Linked DNA regions of Homo sapiens: region 2 is linked to region 1. The links are chromatin loops, found by intact Hi-C in ENCODE. Cell type or tissue: heart left ventricle. All regions are shown on one strand. Each heading gives the region's core, and the rest is flanking DNA. Links, peaks and the distances in the headings are about the cores only. Region 1 overlaps AQP12A (aquaporin 12A). Region 2 overlaps CAPN10 (calpain 10).

Evidence for each region. Peaks named below come from ENCODE experiments on the same cell type or tissue, not always from the same donor. Only the 100,000 strongest peaks of a DNase experiment are listed, where the experiment ranks them.
Region 2: it touches region 1 in a loop (3.0-fold over the local background); 6 of 110 quality-filtered maps call a loop at or near these places.

Annotation. Positions count from the first base shown.
Region 1 is chr2:240,696,267-240,706,696 of GRCh38, reverse strand. AQP12A (aquaporin 12A) reads right to left here. Exons shown (of 4, transcript NM_198998.3): 4 at 8,214-8,540. The coding sequence ends at 8,341. Among named protein-coding and RNA genes, the nearest start is that of AQP12A, 9.6 kb to the right of the region's middle. RefSeq lists an enhancer at 7,463-8,246. In heart left ventricle, for the core only: no CTCF peak of the experiment used is centred there; DNase peaks (open chromatin) are centred at 3,076 and 4,906; H3K27me3 peaks cover 3,608 bases.
Region 2 is chr2:240,590,851-240,601,280 of GRCh38, reverse strand. CAPN10 (calpain 10) reads right to left here. Exons shown (of 12, transcript NM_023083.4): 3 at 10,270-10,430; 4 at 9,131-9,348; 5 at 7,234-7,375; 6 at 6,572-6,738; 7 at 5,977-6,257; 8 at 4,760-4,962; 9 at 4,339-4,600; 10 at 3,194-3,393; 11 at 2,884-2,929; 12 at 2,177-2,630. The coding sequence ends at 2,601. Among named protein-coding and RNA genes, the nearest start is that of CAPN10, 9.3 kb to the right of the region's middle. In heart left ventricle, for the core only: a CTCF peak has its summit at 5,418; DNase peaks (open chromatin) are centred at 4,660, 5,040, 6,350, 7,190 and 4 weaker places; H3K27ac peaks cover 2,172 bases.

The DNA of each region.
Region 1 (10,430 bases), core at 876-8,875:
AATGCATTCCCAGTCAAAATCCCAGCAAGCTAATCAGATACTGACACACTGATTCTGAAGTTTATACGCAGAGGGGAAAGACATAGAATAGCCAACACATGAGAAACAAAAATCATGTTGTAAGGCCTCCAACTGACTGAACAGATCCCTTCTTGGCCAAGGGGACCCAAGAGAAACCTTGAAAGCTGAGTTCCCGGCCACGATGGGACAGGAGGCCAGACACACCTTGTTATACCCTCTTCCTCACCAACTGCCACTGGACGTTCTTTCCTAATTGGGGAACAGAAACCAGCCCTTTTGAAAGACTTGCCAGACCCCTGATCCCTTTTTCTGGTTTCAATACAACAACCAACTAGCATCTCTTCCCAGTAAGAGACCACGGACCATGGACTGGTCTGGCCGTGTGTCCTCTGTGTCACCTCTTGACATACAGGGGCCTACATTTTCTTTTTCTTTTTTTTTTTTTTTTGAGACAGAGTTTCGCTCTTATTGCCTAGGCTGGAGTGCAACGGTGTGATCTCGGCTCACTGCAACCTCCGCCTCCTGGGTTCAAGTGATTCTCCTGCCTCAGCCTCCCAAGTAGCTGGGATTACAGGCATGTGCCACCACACTCGGCTAATTTTTGTATTTTTAGTAGAGATGGGGTTTCATCATGTTGGCCATGCTGGTCTCGAACTCCTGACCTCAGGTGATCCACCCGCCTCAGCCTCCCAAAGTGCTGGGATTACAGGCGCGAGCCACTGCTCCTGGCTGGGGCCTACTATTAATGCACTGAAATGAAAGTCTCTGCCCCAAAGGGAACATGCATGTAGCAGGCATGTGTGCTTACTATGTGTGCGTGTGCTTCCCGCTTCATGAATATTCATAGCTCCTCCTAAATTCTGTTCAATATGTGTATGTAGACAACCTGTTCAGCATAGATTCCTCTCCCACTTCCCACTGTTAAAGTGCCTTTTTCCAGTTTCTGCCAGAGGCTATGCTTCCCAGCCTGCGATGGCCAGGCTGCAGGCTGCAACCCTTCGTAAGAAATGAAGCTCTCCTCTCAAAATCAAGAAGCCTGTGATCCGTCAGCTGGCACACAATACTGAGGAACAAAGTTGGAGGACTCACATGACCTGACTTCCTGACTTACTGTAAGGCTTACATAGTCAGGATCATGCAGGATTCACAAGACTGGTCCTATCGGTGCACCAAACAGAGTAATAGGGAGCCCAGAGGAGACCCACACCAATGGCGCCAACTGGTCCAAAGGAGCAAAGGCAAGTGAGTGGAGACGGGGAGTCTTTCCAGCAGAAGGTGCTCCGACAAACGGATGCCCACATGCAGAAGGAGGCACACACAAAGCACCAGAAGGATGTGGTCACAGACCTCCCACCTTCTACAGAGGTTCAGCCAAAAGGAATCCCAGACCTAAACGTAAAACGCAAAACTACAAAACCGTTAGAAGAAAACATTGGAAAAAATCTGGGTGATCTTCGGTTAGGCTCTGAATTATTTAGATAAAACACCAAAAGCATGATCCATAAAAGAGAAAATCAGTAAGATGGACTGTATAAAATTTAAAATGGTTTGCTCTGCAAAGGGAATGTAAGGAAAGCCACAGACGTGGAGGAAAATCTTTGCAAAATACACACCGGACAAAGGACTGGCATCCAAATATAGGAAGAATGCTTAAAATTCAGCAACAAGAAAACAAAGAGCTCAATTAAAAAGGAGGTAAAAAATCCAAACAAACCTCATCAAAGAAAACACACAGAGAGCAAGGAGGTAAAAAATCCAAACAAACCTCATCAAAGAAAACACACAGAGAGCAGAAAGCACAGGAAAGATGCTCTGCACCGCGTGTTGTGAGGGAGCTGCGGACTGAAGCCGCGGTGAGAAGCCTCTGCACACCCACGGGAATGTGGGGCACCCACCTGACTGACGACATGGAGGCCCGGGAGCAGCGGCAGCCCCGCGCCTGCGTCCGGCGGGAGCGCCACATGGCAGAGCCGCCTGGGGGCAGCTCGGTGTTTCTCACAGAAGTCGCCACGGCCCCACACAGACCCCAGTGTCACAGTCCTTGGCAGACCCAGCTGATGGGAAAACTCCCCAGAAACAGGGTGTAGGTGGTGAGGATCTAAAGAGGAGGAATCAGGGGGGCTGGGCTGGGGAGGGGCTTGTTTGGGGGGCACTCCCTCATGCACAGAGAGTTCTGGAGGGTGTCAGGGAGAGAGGGGTGAGTTAGAGGGCTGGGGTTGGGGCACAGTGGGAGGGAGTGGGGAGAAGTGAAGGGTCAGGGTGGGAGGGTTGGGAGAGGGGGTCAGAGAGGCATGGTCAAGGGCTTGTGGAGGGAGGTGCAGTGGGGTCTGGCCGAACCTCACAGAAGGGCCCCCGCTAGCCACACCCCCCGTGGTGGGACGACTCTGCTCTCTGGCTGGACAGGACCTGCTGGAGCCACCTGAGTGGCCACAGTGGTCACTGAGCAAACCTCAGACACCCAGGGAGCTGCAGCATGGGCACCCCGATGAGCACAGGCCAGCCCCTCCTCCCCACCCGCTGCACTGGACAGACTGCTGGAGGTCTGGGGCCAAGGCATGGAAGGAACGGGGAAGATGGTGTCCTGAGGGCCAAGGACAGGGAGGAAACAGCCCCTCCTAGAACCCTCAGCACCGGCCGACTTCACTGCTGAGTGACCCGGAGCAAAACCCTCTGTGTCTCAGAGCCTCACTTCCTGCCTCACAATGGTCAGGTGAGACCCATCCCAGGGAGCTGAGGGTTGGGTGGGGCAGAGAAAGCTGAGGTGCTGTATCTGGGGGCTTCAGCAGAGGGTAGGCCCCATCCCTGGCCCCTGAGCCCTGCCCCTCTTGCGCGGTGGCCAGGTCAGTGTTATCGCCAGCCTCCTCCTCCAAGCAGGCTCCCCTCCTCCCTCAGCTGTTGCCTGGAGACCAGGATGCCCCGTGTATCCATCCCCAGCAGGTGCCGAACAGGGTCCCCATCCTGCAGCCCACCCTGGTGGGGATCCCCCAGGAGAAGCACGACCTTCCCCAGGGCCTCTCTGAGGGCCACCTGTGCCTTATGGGCTCCCAGCCCAGGAAAGCAAGGCCACAAGCCAATATTTGCCCAGGCAGGCATGCGCCTGACCCCTCTGCCTGCTTTTCCACCCCAAAGTCTGTGCTGCTGATCTCCCGAGCTGGAGGAGCCTGCGGGTGTTCCATATGAATCATGGGCACTCAGCCCTCCTGGAGGCCAGCCCCTGCCTAGGAAGCACTGCTCTCCAAATCCCTCTCTCCCTCATGCACAGTTCCACCATTTGGGAGTCACTCCTTTAGCTAGATCACAGTGTCTCCAAAAGCTGTAAAGGTTACACTTAAAGACACCAACACAGGGCAGGTGTGGGCCCTGATAAGAGGGTCGGTCTGCCCAGGTGAGGCAGATATGAGGCTCGGTAGCAAGGCTGGGTCTAACCCCTCTGAGGAGGCAACTTCCCAGCAACCTGCCCGGCTGAGGCAGCAGCTAAGTGGGCTCACTGATGACATCCCCTGGAACCCAGGTCATTTCAGCCATGAGAAGTGGACACTCAGAGATGTACTGAGGTCCCCTGGCAGTCACCCTGCAGACCCTGTCTGAAAGCCTGGACTTCAGCCCCTGGGTTTCGGGGAGCCAAGGAGGGTCTTGAGGAAAACGGGCACAGTGAGATTTCAGTGTGACTTAGATGGGGCTGGACAAGAGGGGCAAGACTGGAGGGGTGACCAATTAGGAGGGAATGCGGGAACGTGGGAGACAGGGGGCGGCCTGGGCTTGGGCCGCCAGAGGGAACAAGGTCAGGGAGGACCCTAGGGGTGGTGAGATTTCAGGGGAGGGCAGGGGTGAGTGTGACCCCCACGTGTCTGGCCTGGCTGCCTGGGTGGCAGTCCTGAGCCTGAGGACATAAGACAGACTTGGTCTCGTGGTGACTGGGGTGGGGGACATGGGGACTCCGAGTTCAGTTGGGAGCTGCAGAGTTCACGGCTTCTGCAGGGCACCCCCGGCCATGGCAAGGAGGCAGTGGGGAGGTGACCATGGAGATGGGGGGAGTGTATTGGGGTGGTGACGATGGTGACGGGGGAGGTAACCATGGTGGTGGGGGGAGTGCACTGTGGCGGTGACGATGGTGACGGGAGAGTGCAGTGGGGAGGTGACCATGGAGATGGGGGGAGTGCAGTGTGGAGGTGACCACAGTGACCAGGAGAGCAGTGAGGTGGTGACCATGGTGGCAGGTAGGAGTGCCACGGGGTTGGGTGAGAACACTTTGTGTGGAGGTCAGAGGGGTGGGAGGAGGGAGGTCCTAGGGAGGGAGAGGAAGGGTCTCCTGAGTAGCTGAGGAGGCTCTACGAGAGGGTAGGGGGCTGGGAGCAAGAGGCCAGGCAGGGCATGGCCATTGCGGCAGATCCTGACCCAGGGCCACTGTGGAGAGGAAGCGGCCTCTGGTGCCTACAGAGGGGAATGGCTGACACCCTGGACATGGCCAGCTTTGGTCCCTATTCCCCAGACCCTGGGACCCTGCAGCCCTCTCCAATAATTTAACCGCCTTTGCGAGGATGCCACTGGAGGCGACCTCCACAGCCCACTCAGGTCCCTCCGAGGCAAAGCCCGGTGGATCCCGTCCCATTGCAGAGGGGGCTGGGGGGCTGGGTGGAGGGTACTCACTCCCAGTTGCTTGCCTTGGAGCCCTTGGAGCGTCCCCAGAGCCAGCAGCCCTCCTAGGCACACAGGCCCTTCCCCAACAGGTGTGGCGGGTCCTGCCCGGAGACACCGCCTTCACCACCCTGCGGGACCCGGCCCGCGTCCTGGAGTCCACCTTCTCCTGGTACAAGATGGCCTCGCCAGAGAGCCCAAGCCCGGAGCCTGCGCCACTTCCAGGGCCACACCCGCACCTTCTATGAACCCCGACGGCCAGACAGCCACTAGGGCCTCAACTTCATGGCCTTCGACCTGGGCTTCGACCACAGTGCGCCGCCGCCTGGCCCCGAGGGTGGAAGCGGTGGCCACGCGCTTCGATCTGGGGCTGATTGCCCAGCACCTGGATGAGTCCCTGGGGCTGCTGCGCCGCGCTGTGCTGGGGCCTGGATGACCTGGTGACCTTCCCCGTCCAGTGGCGTGCGGCCTTCGCCCAGGAGCCGCTGGAGCAGCGCGTGGAGCGCAGGGCGCGCGCCTAGAACGCGCTGGACTTGGCGCTCTGTGCACACTTGAACCTCACGCTGTGGGCGCGGCTGGGTGCCAGGGGGGCTGCGGCCGGAGGTGGTGGCGCTGCGGGCCCGGTAGGCGCGCACCTGCCTCCTGTATGGCGAGGCCTCAGGGCCGGGCGCGGAGCGTGACCCGCGGCTGGCGCCGCAGCAGCACGGCCTGGCGCCCATCCTGGGCTACCGGCTGCGGCCAGACCCGGACCAGGCCACCCGCCGCCATTGCCAGGACCTGGCCACCCCAGAGCTGCAGTTCGCCAGGCGTCTGTACCTGCGCCAGTTCCCGGAGCGGGTGTGGGATCCGGGACGCCCTTGGGGAGCAGAGCTGCAGGCCAGGCGGCCTCGCGCGGCAGGCCCAGGCCCAAGGGAAAATGTGGGTCGTGTTCAGAGGCGGGCGGGGATCCGTAGGGCCCTGGAGCAGAAGGGCGCGCCCTCAGCCCCTGTTACATGGGACCCCACAGGGCGGGCGACGGTGGCCAGGAGCCCCAGCCGAAACTGCTCCGTCCCGGCTCCCTTTTCTGCACATCCTTCAGTAGTTACGGGAAACCTGATTTTACCAACTTGCTTTTCTTTTCATCTACTTGAAACGCAGGTAGGTTGCCCGAGGCAGATGCACGATTCCAAGTCACTTTGGCAGTTTTTAATGTGGAGAAGGCTCTTTCTGCAGAGGGAACGTTGCGGAGCTGCTGGGAGTGTCTCATAGGCTGTGGCGACCTGGGAAGCTGCTCTGCGGAGCCACCGGAGGCGCAGATTTCAGCACATCGAGAGCAGATGAGCGGCTAGTCCCAAAACTGTCCGCGCTTCAGACAGATGACTTTCGCAGAAGTTTGAGTGTGCTTGTAGATGCAAATCTATCGTGATTATGTTTCCTCGGACGTTTCCTGTGCTTGTGGAGCTCATAGGAGAGACTGAAGGTGAATTCACGATTGCACACAACTTACAACATCTGTTTGTGGATTCCATCAGTGTATCTTCAACTGTAAGAAAAATTAATTTCAAAACTTCTGCATTAATACCTGGATACTCCAACATCTTATAGGAAAATTGTGCTTGTTTCTGTCCAATGCAGTGGCCCTTGCTTCAGGGTTTGTGGATTTTGCTGAGAATTTCGAGATTGTCAGAAAGAGATTCTAAGCTGGAGTAATTCTAACAGCTTCCTGGTTATGTTACTGGGATAAGGCTGTGTCTGCTCCTCCCATGCTCAGTTACTGATACAGTTACTGCCTGAGCACCGGGACCTCCACTCCTGGAAGGATCTGTGCAGAGGCTGCAGGCACTGGTGGCAAAACAGACACACCTCCGGCACCCAGGGGCCTCGTGCTGCCACCGGAGGAGGATCCCCTCTCCTTCCTGGGGCTCCAACCCCTGCTGCTGCTTCTGCTGCCATGTGACACCCAGGCATGGCCAGGCCCCCACGCAGAACGTCTGTGAGGGGAGCTGGTTGGCCCCACCCCATCGGCTCCCCTGTGTGCTCAGCAGCCCTTTGCCTGGCAGGGTCTGGCAGCCCCATCGGGGCCTCTGGATGCCACACAGGACTGGCTCTCAGGCCTGTCCCATGGGATTCCTGTCTCCAGTCCACAGCAGGGAAGAGGAGCCTGGGGCTCCAGAAAGAGCCAGCTCTCTGCCTGTGTGGGAGGGGGCTTTCTGGCGGGGAGGAGGGTGTGTGTGTGAAGGGGCAGCTTCGGGGAGGAGGGTGTGTGTGTGAAGGGGCAACCTCCGGGAGGGGAGAGGATTCTTCTTTCTCTCCCTCCACCAAACGCTCGTCCAGGAAAACGTGGCCTCACCGGCATCCCCAGGGAGAAGCCCACGCACCATGAGACGGGAATCATACAGGGTGGTCAGAGGGGAGTGGAAGTTCCAGGCAGCCCCTTCTCATCTCTAGCAAAAGGAAACCCTGCAGCAGCGAGTGGCTGACAGGACCCAAAACACCGGGGTGTGGCCGTGCTGGCTGAGACCGCCTGGACCCCACAGGGCTCTGGCTGTGCCCCGGTGTCTCCCGCGACCTCACGGTGCGCTCATTAGCACACTCGTCACACCCCCACCAGCGCGTGATGGCTCCAGAACACCCAGATTTGGTGTAAGAAGTGGGCGGCGCCGCAGCTCTGAGACATCTCCACGTTTTCCAGGAATCCTGTGGATTCCTCCAGCCCCAGCGCCCCTGCCCGGGACGGGACTCTAGAGGGCGCCACACTCCCTTTCTCCAGTGGGAGCTTTGGGCTTCGCAGGAAATCTCTGGTCTTTCACTATTTGCCAACTCGCCCCTGAATTCCTTCTCACGATGGTGTCAAGAGCCTGGACGCTGGCCGGGGTGGAGGTCTCACTGGGGTTGGGGTGTCCCGTAGCCCCCCGCATCGAGGACATCTCCCTGCTTTCTCCTCTCGTCCTTCCCCCATAGCAGAGCGGCTGGGCCCAGGGCTGCTGCCCACCAGAGGACGGGGTACAGCCTGTGGCAGGAGCACCGGCCACCTCACTCCCTCCCTCTGGGTGGGGCAGCAGGACCCATAGCAGAGGGCCCTTATCTCCTTTGGGTGGAAGTTTCCAGACCGGCTCTGTTCTTTGGGAAGGAAATGGCTGGAGGTGCCATGCCTCCAGGTCCCAGTTCTGCCACCAAGGTCTCAGTGATTGACCTGGCTTTGGGCGGCGAGCGGACCATGGTCCTGACGGTCGCGAACTCAGGGCCCGTGGGACTGGGTGCCCTGTGCCTAGTTCACAAGCCTACAGCCTCAGGCTCCAGCACTATCCTCAGCATCCCATCGGGTCTCAGGCCTCCGTGGCTGTGGGCTCCCTCCCGGGCATGTCCAGGGCTGCAGCATCATCTTGGCAGACTTGGGACCTGGCGGACTCCCTGGGCTCTTCCCTGTCATCCTGCCCTTTCCTCTCCTGCTTCTTCTGTAACAAGAGGCAGGAAGGAGCCCGCGGGAGATGAGGAGACTCGGACCAGCCTCACCGTGTTGCCGCACACCCTTGCCTGCCCCTCCAGAAGCCTCTCTCGGGCCCAGGGGGACACACAGGTCTTAGAAATGGTTTATTGACAAATGGCTTCTGGGGAGGGGGCCAGGATTCCCTCTTAGCTACAGAAGGTTCCAGGGTCCAGCTACAAGCAGGGCCCTCGCACGGGGCTCACACAGAGCAAGGCCACTCAGCTGGAATGTGGCCCCTCAACACCACTGCGCCCAGGCTCCCGGACACTGGACCCCTTTGCAGGGGTCTGGGTGTCCCCTGAGGCCGGGGCCGGCTTCCCTCGGGGTGCTCGGTACTTGTTCTTCTGGCCGTAGAACAGGTTCCTCTGGAAAAGGTGGGGAAGGCGGCCCTGGTGCAGCAGCACAGCCAGGACCATCCCTGCAAGAGAAGGCAGGTCCCAGGTGGGCCGCGGGGCTCCTGGGCCCAAACACAGACAGGACACCCACTCCCAGGCCTGTGCCAGGACAGGCGAGCCAGGCAGCCTGGCCAGGAGCCCCAAGAACCCTGAGGCCCAGCTCCTGCCTGGTCCTGGTCTTCCCGCCCTGGTCATGCCCCTCTCTCTGGGTATGCCAGCCATGGGGACGGGGGCAAGCCGGTGGGGTTCCTTGTACTTCTGGACCACCCTCTGGGATGAGTGACTGGAATTCCCCTCCCCCCACATTGTCCTGAGCCACTCCCAGAGCTTCTGTGGCCATTTTCCTCCGGGACCTGATGTGGCGTCCCAGGGTGGCTGCTTGCAGGGCTGTGGCCTGGCGTAGAGGTGGGGGATGTGAGTGGACAAGAAAGATGTGGATGCCCCTGGGTGGGAGGCTGGGCCTGGCTAAATCCTCATGCGAACGTTCTCCCAGAACTCCAGGAGCAGAGACTCCTAAATCCCCGCCTGCCTTCCAGGTCATTGGGAAGGGCAGGTGTTCCGGGCAGAAGGGGAGAGTAGATCCTCTTCAAGTTTGATCTCACTCCTCTAAGGATTTAACCCACAGTGTGTGAGCTCCACTAGGGCTGGCCTGAGGGGGCCCTGCCTGTCACCACCTGCAGCTGCTGTGGCTCCTGACAGTGGCCCCTGTGCCTACAGCTTGCCTACAGTTGCCCCTCACTCGGCCCTCCAGGCCCACACTGGTCCTAGCTCTGTTCCCAGGAGGGCAGGCCCAGGGAGGCGGGATGACCTGCTCAGGGGTGCTGCCAGCAGGTGCCGGTGGCCGCTCACACCCAGGGAGATAGCCCCATGTCCACACCTGGCTACGGGGCTCCTGGCTGCAGCCTTGGAGCTCCCCAGGGCTCATGCTGATACTGAACTTGTGGATAAAGGGGTTAATGGAAGGACACAAGCCTGTTTTTCGGTTTCCTGAAGCTGCCCTAAGATGACAGGAAAGGGATGCTGTCAGAGGTGTCAAGCATCCAGATGGATGAGACGGGAAGAGACGCAGGAGCACAGCGTGGGGCTGACAAGCATGTGGACGACCAAACACTGCTGACATGGAGGGGCCGGATCGCCCCTCCGCAGGGACGAAAGCTGGGAAACAACCCAGTTCTTCCGCAGATGCCCCATGCTTTCAGAAGCTGGCGCCCGGGTCCCTGTGGGATGGGGTGGCCCTGGGACTCGCCTAGGAGGAGGGACGGCAATTCCGCATGGGAAGCTCCAGGGCCCCAAACCCCAAAATACAGAAGCAGCCAGTGCCCCCCTCCCTGGCCCTGGCAGGAGACAGGTTCCTCTCTAGAGGGGGCATGTGGACTCGAGTATCAGGCCCGCCCAAGCCTGGAGTCCCGCCTGAAACACGGATCCCAGCCTCCTCCTACTTGGCTCCTAGAAGCCGCAAATGCCCTTTGGGCTTCTCCACAGAGGCAGTTCTACAGTGAGAGGTTGCAGCCGGGTGAAGAGTATTTCCCCAGCGACACGCCCTTCCCAGAACACAGGATGTGCCCTTGTTAGAATACGGCCTGGGACATAAAATCAGTGAAATCACGGTGACGTCATACTTGAGTAGAGTGAACCTCCAATTCAATGACTGGTGTCCCTATATGAAGAGAACAGACAATGACACAGAGGAGGCGGCCAGGGGAACCGGCAGACATGGGAGTGCTGCGTCTCCAAGCCCGGGGACACCGGGGGTGCCAGAGGCCCCCGGAGCCCGGAAGAGGCAGGAGGCTCCTCCCCAGCAGCCTCCGAGGAGAGCTGACCCTGTCAGTGCTGCCAGCTCAGACTCCAGCCTCCAGAGCTGGCTGAGCATACAACCCTGTCACGTGAAGCCTCTTCGTTTGCGTCCTTTGCCT
Region 2 (10,430 bases), core at 857-8,856, 110 kb after region 1:
GTCACGGAACCCTGCGCTTTCGAGGCCTCCTCTCAGGCAGTAGCCTGGGACGCGGGAAGCAGGTCCTGGCTGTGGCCTTTGGGCAGAGCTGCCCAGCAGGAGGGTGTGGCCGCCACCTTCAGGGCCTGCCTCGGGGACAGTGGCTCCTGAGGGCCTGGGGGAAGGGATGCTCAACATAAGGGCCTGGCCAGCCCAGGTGGGGCCCTGCAGGCAGGGTTTGCTCCAGAACTCTTCACGGGGTCCCCACCAGTCTATCCTGACATGGACACAGTCCCTGCAACTGTCTTCCCTTCATAGGCACTGTGCCTGAGAAATACCTTGACCCCAACTGTCCCACCTCAACCTGCACCATCAGGCGCCCTGCACAGGACCTGTCCGCCCACAAACCCAGGGATCTAGGGCAGCTCCGACCCAGCTCAAGCCTCTGGCTTGGGCACTGCCCTGCGGGGTATTTCTTTGGTGAGCCGCCCCTCACTGTTCGCCCTGAGTTGCTGTACCCCAATAGGCGGCACCACTGGCTTCATCCGAAGTCAGCACAGAAGCCAGTGGATGAGGGAGATCTGTGGCAGGCTCTGCACGCAGGGAGATGGAGCCCCATCCTGCTGCTCAAGAATCCGTGTCTGAAGATGCCGAGAACCCAGCTGCCACAGCCACTGCTGCTGGAGGGCCATTGAACCAGCAAGCAGAGGGGCTCACGGGGCAGGCTCCAGGGCCAGGGCAGCTTCCTGTGGGTGAGTCAGGAGGGTGGCTTGGCGTGGCCAGGGCGTGGAGAGGGGGACAGCGGCACAGGTCCCAGTGGGAACAGACACCAGGACTCCAGAGATGGTCGTGATCCGGCAGCAAGGCCCAAATCAGGCTCACTGGGTGCTATGGTTTGAATTTGTGTTCCTGCCCAAATCTCATGTCGAATTATAATCCCCAGTGTTGGAGGAGCCTGGTGGGAGATGATTGGATCATGGGAGCGGATATCCCCCTTGCTGTTTTGGTGATAGTGAGTTCTCCTAAGATCTGGTCATTTAAAAGTGCACAGCACCTCCCCTTCGCTCTCTTCCTCCTTCTCCAGACACCTGCAGACTGCCTGCTTTCCCTCCGCCATGATTCTAAGTTTCCTGAGGCCTCCCCAGCCATGCTTCCTGTACAGTCTTCGGAACTGAGGCAATCAAACCTCTTTTCTTTATAAATTACCAGTCTCAGAGTTGTTTACAGCAATGTGAAAAAGGACCAATACACGGGGTCTCCCCAGGCACAAAGGGACTCAGGAAGCGAATGGAATTTAAAAGGGATTAGAGCTGGGGTTGGCGGTCATGCCTGCAATCTTAGTGCTTTGGGAGACCAAGGCAGGAGGATCACTGAGGCCAGCCTAGGCAACCACATACTAAGACCCCTAAGCATTCAAAACTTGAAAAAACTAACCAGGCATGGAGTGTGCGCCTGTTTTCCTACCCACCTGGGAGGCTGAAGAGGGAGGATCACCTGAGCCCAGAAGGTCGAGGCTGCAGTGAGCTATGATCATGCCACTGCACTCCAGCCTGAGCAACAGAGCAAGACCCTGTCTCTAAAACAAAAGGGCTTAGTGACAGCCCTCCCCACCCATGTCTGGAACTGTCTTCTGCACCGTTCAGTGACACTACAGCTCTCATCACAGCATTTGGTGTGAGGGACGAGGGAGAGAGGCCTGGGGAAATAAACAATCCTAGGACACTGCGCAGGTGAACCCTGGCTGGAGGCAGAGGAGCCGTCCAGATCCAAGGCTCCCAGTCCATGTGAACCTGGGGTTCCTCCCTCTGCGCAACTCCGGTTCTAACACCCGTTTCCGAGATGTCCTTCTTCGCCACAGCCTTGGCAGTGCCTTCGCTGGCTCTCCCCACCCCTCACTCCCCAGTCTATCAGTCTGTGTCCCCCAAGACCAGGGCTTGACCTGCCCCGGCCAGCCTCAACCTCAGCCCCCTGGCCTGGGGCATGCCCTGGGCCCGCCCCTCCAAACTTCTCCCCTCCTCCCCACTCACCATCTCCCCCTGAAACCTGCCCTGCCTGGGTTGGCTCTGCCCACCTCCCAGGCCCCCAGCCCCTCCAGAGGCCATCCTCATCCTCACCATCTCGGCAGGCACCCAGCCCTCCCCACAGCCTGCTTGGCAAGAGCAGGCACAGCCTGGAACTACCTGGAGCAAGACTGATCTGCAAATCATCAGCGCTCATGTTTATTTATAAAGTTACATCCTAAAAGTGATTCGAACAATAAATAGTTATAAAGAAGATCTGCTGCCCTACCCTCTGGGTGTGAGGCCTCCATATGGAGTCAGCAGAGGATCTGGGAGGGATCCTGGGAAGCTCTGGGATCCTGGGGTCTCTGCCGTCTCAGTGGCGCAACAGAAGCCAGCAAGCTTCCCACCCTTCCTTGCAGCACCAGCTGGCCCCCAGGGCTGCGTCTCTCCTGACGGAGGCTTCCCGTGGACCCCTAGGCCGCAGCCTCCTGGCAGGGCTGGGAGGCAGGCCAAGACTCAGGACCAGCCCCCACAGTGCAAGGCTGGCCGGCCCAGCTGCTGGGAACCTGTCAGGCCCTCGGGCTCCAGTCACCTGAGCTGGCACAGGGGGCCACCCTGTTAGGTTTTCATCACTGCCATGATGGAGACCTGCAAAGACAGATGGGGGGCCCGGGCAGCGGTGGCACTCGCCCCTTCTCACACCCCACCCCGAGTGCAGCCAGGGAATGGGACGCAGCCTCAGCTCCCCCTGCCCTTCAAGGCACCGCCCGGGGCTCTCACAGGAAGAGTCAAGGGCACCTCACGTCCCAGGCAGAAACCACCTGCCTGAGGTTGCAGGTAGACCCTAGGCCACCAGGCAGCCCCAGGCAGGTGAGCCGGGCTGGCGGGGCTGCATACACACCTCTTGGAGGAACTGGCCCAGCATCTCCTGGCTGTGAATGGATGGCCTGTGGAGAGACACCAGATCAGCGCTCCCAGACTGCACTTGTCACACAAGTGGCTGTGTGCTCCTGGCCCACCTCCCACTAGACTCTCCTTCCAGGCTCAGACCAGCAAGGAAGGGTCCCCAGGTAGGCAGGACAGCCCTGGTCTGCCAGGACAGATAGGGGCTTGAGGGTGAGGGGCAGGCAGGAGACGTGGGGGGACAGGCGAGCACTAAGACTCCAGCACCCCAGCCTCCAGCTGGCCGCCCCCAAGTCCCAGAGCCCCACCTGTCAATCCTGGTTGCGATGGTCACTGTGAAGGCCCCCTCTGTGTCCGGCAGGTAGGTGGAGGGCACAACCTTGTAGGTGCCCGCAGGCAGGAGGCAGAGCCGGCTCACCTCCTGGGCGTAGCGATGTGGCACGCAGCTCAGCAGCGGCTCCTGCAGCAGCAGTGGGGGTGCGTCCTGGCTCCTTCCACCCTCTGGGACCTGAGGAAAGCGCAGGCTCAGACTGAGGGGGCCAGCCTTGGGGTAGGGAGCCCAGCCCAGGGCCATCTGCTCGGATGCCCTTGGCCCTCTTGAGTCACATACAGCCCCTTCTCTGAGGAGGGGCTGCCAGGCCTGGACACTGGACTCGCCTCCTCACCAAGGCCTGGCCACCCTTGCCAGAAGGTGCCGGCAGTGGGGCCCCCGCCTGGAGGCCTGTCACATCATCAGGGGCTTTAACACCTGTGACTGCCCAGCCCGCCCCAAGGGCTCCCACTGGCCCTGGCATGTGTTTTCCTCAGAGCTCTAGGGGACCTGAGCCGGTGGCCCAGGGCAAACAGCGAGGGTCCAAGGGTCCCCAGGCAGCCCACTGTGAACCGAGGGTTGCAGTGCCTTCCTCGTCAGGGCCCCTGCATTCCAGGGGACACATGTCTGCAGAGAATGAACCTTGGGACACAGTCATTCTGAGTCAGGGTAAGTGGACAAGGGGCTGCTGGCTGAGCTCAGTGACTGTGGACTTCCTCACACCCGAGGGGCTGCTGTGGCCAGCCAGCCTGGGCCTCCCCTCCTCTCACTCCTGAGTCCATCAGCCCCCTGCGTTCCCAAGCCAGGGCTCGACCCACCCCCGCTGGTCTCAACCTCGGCCTCCTGTCCTCTCCAAACTTCTCCCTTCCTCCCCACTCACCACCTCCTCTGGAAACCTGCCCTGCCTGGATCAGCCCTGCCCACCTCCCAGGCCCCCGGCCCTTCCAGAGGCCATCTTCGGCCTTGCCTCTGAGAGGTTGGAGATGGGAGAGGGCCCTGTGCGGGTTCTAGGCAGCGCCTCGAAGGGCAGGGGGAGCCCAAGTGACTGAGCCCAGAGCCCTCTGTTGGGACAATGGAGGCCAAGATGCAAATTCTCTGAGGGCCCCTTCTGCTCCCCCTCCCTCCCTGGGGCAAGGAGCTTGCCTGGAAGATATGGAAGCCGATGGGGTGGAACTCGGTGTCACTGGGCCGGCAGTGCTGATGCAGAGTGATGCGGACGCAGCGGGGGCCAGGGCCCTCGGGGACCGAGAAGGGGAAGCAGGGGTTGGTGGGGTATGAGGCAAAGTTCCTGCTGCCCCCCGCCGTCTGGCCGACTCTCCAAGAACCCCGTAGCTGCACGGTCCCCCACTCCCCCGCAGGCAGGGCTGCCCCGGGGGTGGTGTTCTTGGCCACTGCCCTGATGGCGCTGCCAAGAAGACAAACATGGGAGGGCGCTGGCAGCAGGTTCCCGGTGGCCTCAGTTCCCACATGGACACCTGCCAACCACAGAGGGAAAGTGCCCAAATCCTGCCTTGGAAGGGCCTGTGGCCTCGGAGAGCCAGCAGCACTGCGCGGTTCCTCTCACCTAAGGGAGACTCGCCCGGTAGAGAAGACTCGGAGCAGGAACTCCCCTGGCGCGTCCTTCAGGAAGGTGCTGGGGACAGCCAGGTAGTAGCCCGGTGAGAGCTCACAACGCAGGTGGACCTCCCGGTCGTATGCATGGCACGCGGTGCCAGCCACGGGGGGCATGGACAGGACCCTAGGCAGATTGACCCGCCGCTTCTCTACCTGTGAGCACGTGCAGGAGGCTCAGTGTGGAGGAGCGGCCGGGGTCAGACGCCCTGGCCTTGACCTCCCTGCTGCAAGCACAAGGGCCTCTGGAGTTGACAGATGAAAGCGCCAAGGCCTGTCAGCACCCTCCACCCTCTCTCAGGGACCAGCTAGAGATGCCCACCAATCCCGGGCTTCACTTGGCCCTGGCGCCAGTATCTGTCCCAGACACGAGCCTGCAAGTCCTCCTTGTAGCTGGGCCCACAAAGGCACCGTGGCCCAGGCAACCTGGGGGCTGCTGGACAGTGGGCCTTCCAGCAACTTCTTTTGCAAGAGGAAAGGAACATCATGTGGGCCACATCCATGAAGGGACAGGGAACAGTGTGGTGCCAAGTGTCACACCCTGTCAAGACACACAAGATGAAAACCCAGCCCCTGAGCGAGCAGCCGGCATATCCTCGACCCACACTCAGGCCCTTTGCCCTCAGGCGCCCCCATCTGTTCTTCCTGGAAACAACACACTTTGTGAACCAGTGGTTGAGCCTGGGACTGCCTGGGCCTCAGAGCAATCCCATGAGATCCGTGTCAGGACCCCGTCTTGCAGGGGAAGAGACTGAGGGAGGCAGGGAGAGGATGTGTGCCAGGTCACACAGCAAGCTGCAGAGCTGGGACTGGCCCTGACAGGTCCTCAGCCGCTGGCTCTACCTCCTTGCCTCAGAAAGGCACGGCGCTGCCAGGAGCCCCCCGGGTCCAGGCCCCTCCTGCGGGTCCTGCCCTGGCTGCAGACTCTGTTGCTTTCCTTTGGCCAATGAGGCACACGGCAAGGCAGAAAGACCTGCAGTCTCAGGTCAGAGCCGGGTCTGGGAGCACCAGCAGACGTCAACCCCGTGCAACAGCCCAAGGAGGGGGGAGACTGGTGGGGCCCGTGGCAGAGTCACATGTGTCCCGGCAGAGCCAGTCCTAGAACCCAGACCTCCATGGGCCTCCACACCACCTGCTGAACCGAGCGTGAGCCAGACGGGGCTGAGTTACCTTCCAGAGGTGCAGACCCACAGCCTGGTAGTGCTTGCCCGGGATGCTCGCTGGGCTCCACGAAGTATGACTGTCACCCACCAGTGCCCGGGCCCGGCCTGCCCAGTCCGCCGCGTGCAGCCTGGATCTCTGCAGGACGGCAATGTACACCTCACTCGGTTCTGAGACCCGCAGCCAGAATTTGGGGTTGCTGGGAAAGCCGCTGTTGTTCCGGCAGCCTCCTGCTGACTGGCCCTTGACCCAGGCCCCAGGCAGCGCCCGCGTATGGCAGAGCAGCCTCTCTAGTGAGAAAACACCAGGCATCAGCTGTGGGACACGGCTCCTCGCTGGCCTCCCGCCATGGTGGCCTCATGAACCCTGGCAGGGTCTAAGCAGCAGCTACGGCCACAGACAGAGCCAGCCCCTCCCACAAGCCCACCCTCCTCCCAGCTCCTGGGACAGAATCATCACCCTCCTCCCGGCTCCTGGGACAGAATCATCTCTCCACGCTGAAGAGAACCAAACTGGGCCTGGGCAGGGGGAACCCAGGCACCTGCCCAGCCTCCTCACTTCGGCAGGCAGAGCACGTGCCCAGCACAGCCCCTCGGGGCACTACCTGTGTAGAGGCTCTGCAGGTGGCCGGCCTCCGTGACCGGGTAGCCAACGGTGAGCTCGTCAAACTCCCTGAGGAACTCCTCCTCCTCCACCCAGAACTCCCCTTCCTGGAGCTGGGACAGGAGCTCAGATGCTACCGCTGCATCTACCTGGCTCCACCCTTCACCCCTGGAAGAAACCTCATCTCAGCAGAAGCCCCTCCCGAGAACTGGTAGTGTCAACTTGCCGGCAGGCTGGGGGGAAGCCTGGAGGGGACCCAGAGAGCCCTGAGTTCCTGCCAGCAACCCCGTGCCCCAGCTCTGCAGCCCCTCCCACACCCGAAGCAGCTCTGCAGCACAGGGCCTTCTGGGCAGCGGCCACCCTGGAGCCCTCTCTTTTCCCAGAGGAACTTCACGCCTCTGGATGCGTCTTCCCAGGACTGCTGCCCGAGCCCGTGATGATGTCTGCCCTATTGAAACCCCAGGCCCAATGGCCACCTTGGTCCCAGGCCTCACAAGGATTGCCTGGAGCCAAGACAAGCATGGTGTCACGAGAGCAGGGACTCAGGGGCCTTGCTGGAGACAGCCAAGTACAGTCCTGACAGCTGAAGGTGACCAGGACACAGGCCAGACTGGCACTGGGCCCCCCTCCCGACAGCAGCATGGTCCAGGCCCCAGCACTCACCCCTCTCTCCAGAGCCCCTGCCAGCACCGCCGGCCCCAGGGGTTCTGGATCCGCAGCAGCAGGATGCACTGGCCCGCCTGACCCTGGAGCTCCCGCAGGTCCGAGACAATGAAGGCATGGAACTCCCCCAGCTCCCGGGCACCTGCATGAGGAATGGCGCAGGCACAGGCAGGAAGGGCACCATGGAGTCCCAAACTGACAAGGACACACAGGCCTCTGCCTCCTCCTCTGGAGATGCTCCAGCCCACCCCACTATGGCTACACGGGAGACCCCAGATCCCCATGGACCACGAGAGCTCCTTTCTTAGCAGCTGTGACCCATCAGCTCAGGAGCATCTCCAGGAGCAAGCACACGGGGCCTGACTCGGCTGCCATCCGGGTCTGGTGCTGGGTAAGTCATCCCCTTCTCTAGGCCTCAGTCATCGTCCGTACCCATCTGTGCACGATGCCTGGCACAGCACCAGTTCTCAAACATGCTGCACAGATGCATCTGCAACTGCCAGAAATCTAGAGAGTGTTTCTCTTGGCAAAGCCTGCTAGAGGTAGGACATTCAGATAGTGCCCTGGCTAGAAGCCCACTGGAGGCATGGAGGCCCAGGGGGGCAACAGCTCCACCTGGCCAGAGACCTTGAGACAGATGGGCATAGAAAAGAAAGAGCCAAACAGAGAGGAAGGCCACATCTGTGGCGGGGCAACGGTCTAGAGAGGAGGGTCTCCTGGAAGGACTTCAGTCTCGCCCACGCCGCGGCCCCTTGCCACCTCAGCAGGCTCCAATGCACCTCCAGTCAGTGCCAGCTGCCATCTCTCTCTGCCTGGGGGCTTCCTCTAAAGCCTGAAGTGCTAGGACTTAGCGCTACCCCACCCTGGAGCACCCAAAACCAACAGCTCCCCGAGCTAATGCCCACCAGACCAGCGCCCTCACTCCCAGGTGGGAGGCTCTGAGGCCAGCGTCCTTCCTGGCACCCCAGCGGGGCTGGCGGGGAGTACACGCCCTCCAGGCTCTCTGAACCTCTCAACGTGCTCCTGAACCTCATCTCAGGGTCTGCTTATGGGGGACCCAGACCAAGGCCTATGACAACTTGTTTCAGTTTACTGTGATATTCATATTCTTTAACCCATATTTTTAAAATAATCCTAAGTATGAAAAAAATGATAAAGATGTTCATTGATACTGCTTATAATTATATAAAACCAGAGAGATCTTAATATCCAACATCAGGGGAATGATTAAGAGACTGTGGCAAACCCGCTCATGGGGCGAACATTTGACAGCGCGTGTGTGGCAGTGTGAGAAGCGGTGCGGAAGGGAACACGTAAACCGTGCGTGCTCATGGAAAACTGAGAGCGCACTCAAAAGTCACATGTGGTTCCATCTAAGTGATTTTTTTCCTTCATTTTTTGTAGAGATGAGATCTTGCCATGTTGCCCAGGCGGGTCTCTTGAACTCCTGGGCTCCAGCGATACTCCCACCTCAGCCTCCCAAAGTTCTGGGATTACAGGTGTGAGCCACCACACCTGGCCCCTTTCATTTTTTGGAGACAAACTGTTTTTAACGAATGTTATCTATCACTAAAATAAAAAACAGGTTTTGATTTTGCCAGGTTGCCAGCTGGGCCAGGGATGGCACAGACAGTGGGCTTTGACTCGGTGCCACCTCTTCCTGCCTCGCACTAGTGGAAAGGACTGGTCAGGGGAGAGAAGGGCCACGTCCCTCTGGAAGAGGACAGTAGGGGAAGGTCACAAACTGAGGACACCACCCTTGAGAACAAGCTTACTTCTTCCCACTTAGTCCTGACAGGGCTGTGTAGCCAGTCACATAAAAAGCTACAGTGTGCCTGAGGCCTGGCAGTGGGGGGCACGCTGGCTGCAGCCCTCCCATGCTGGCCACGTGCCTCACCTGCTCTGGGGCTGAGCACGCAGCAGCTGATCAGACACTGGTCCTTCAGGTGGAGCAGCTGCCGACAAGTCCTGTGCTCCCAGCGGCCTGGCCTGTCCTGCTGGCCTCCGCTTCCTGCTACGCCCTTCAGGTTCCATCTTTCTGCCAGGCCGCCGGTCAGGTCCACCAGGGCATCCGCCACCTGCCCGGCCCACAGGTGCTCGTAGGACCCATGGACCCTAGGGGACACAATCACCATGGGAGTGAGCCTCTGGCATTGAGCATGGCCCCCTCTCTGATTCCCATGGTCTGTAGCACCCCAAATCGTCCAACCGCTGCCTCAATCCCACCTCTTTACTCCCCTCTGCCTTCTTCCTCATCCTCACCAAGTCAAGGCTTAGCCTCACCTTCAAACGCCTTACTTCACAGCAAGCGTGAGCGCCCTGCAGTCCTCTGCCCACACACAGAAACTCTCTGGCATCCGGTGTGGGCACAGGAGCAGGGCAGGAGGCGTGGAAGCTATGGATGCCCACATCCCTTGGCTCTCAAGCTCCAACCCTGCTTTTCCTAAAACAGCCCTTGGGATGGAAGGGCTCACTGGGCACTGATGTCACCAGCCAGCCTTCCCATGTTCACCAGCTTCCCTGCCTGCCTGTCAGTCCAGTTGCCTTTGGCAAGAAGACAAATGCATTCTAAGAGGGAAGGCTATTCAATTATGACTCATGGTGAGGGTCCTGGTCCCCTGAGCCAGCAAGCACCGTGATACACAAGTGTTGGTATGCTGGGGTAGCCTCATTCCTCCCCAACGACTACACAATGAGTCTGCCTGTCCCAACCACTCCACAACAAATATAAAGAAGCATCTTTCTTGCTGGGGCCGATAAAATAAGGAGGACGGCACACATGTTCTCTGTGGAGAACGACTCCACGCTGGGCTTTGGAACAAGGGAAGGGAAAGCAGGGAGTGGGCAATCCACAGGCCCAAAAGAAGAATCTCTGCACCTGGCCTGTCAGCCTGACTCACAGAATGAGCTGCCAGACCCTCAGAACTGAAGGGGGCTCTGCAGCCCAGAGTGAGCAGAGACCCTCCTGGGGCAGCCCATGGTAGTGGCAGCTCCCACTTGCCCCAGGCCAGGCCCTTCAGCCCCCAGCACACGCACTTGGCGTAGACCTTTTCCAGTAAGGGGAGCCAGAACACATCCTCCCTCTGGCAGCGGGAGAAACAGAGTCTCCCTGCAAGGCACGGCAGGCGGTCATCTGTGGTCACCTCCACCCAGCGTCCAAACTGCCAAATGCGACAGGTGAAGGAGCCCCGGTACTC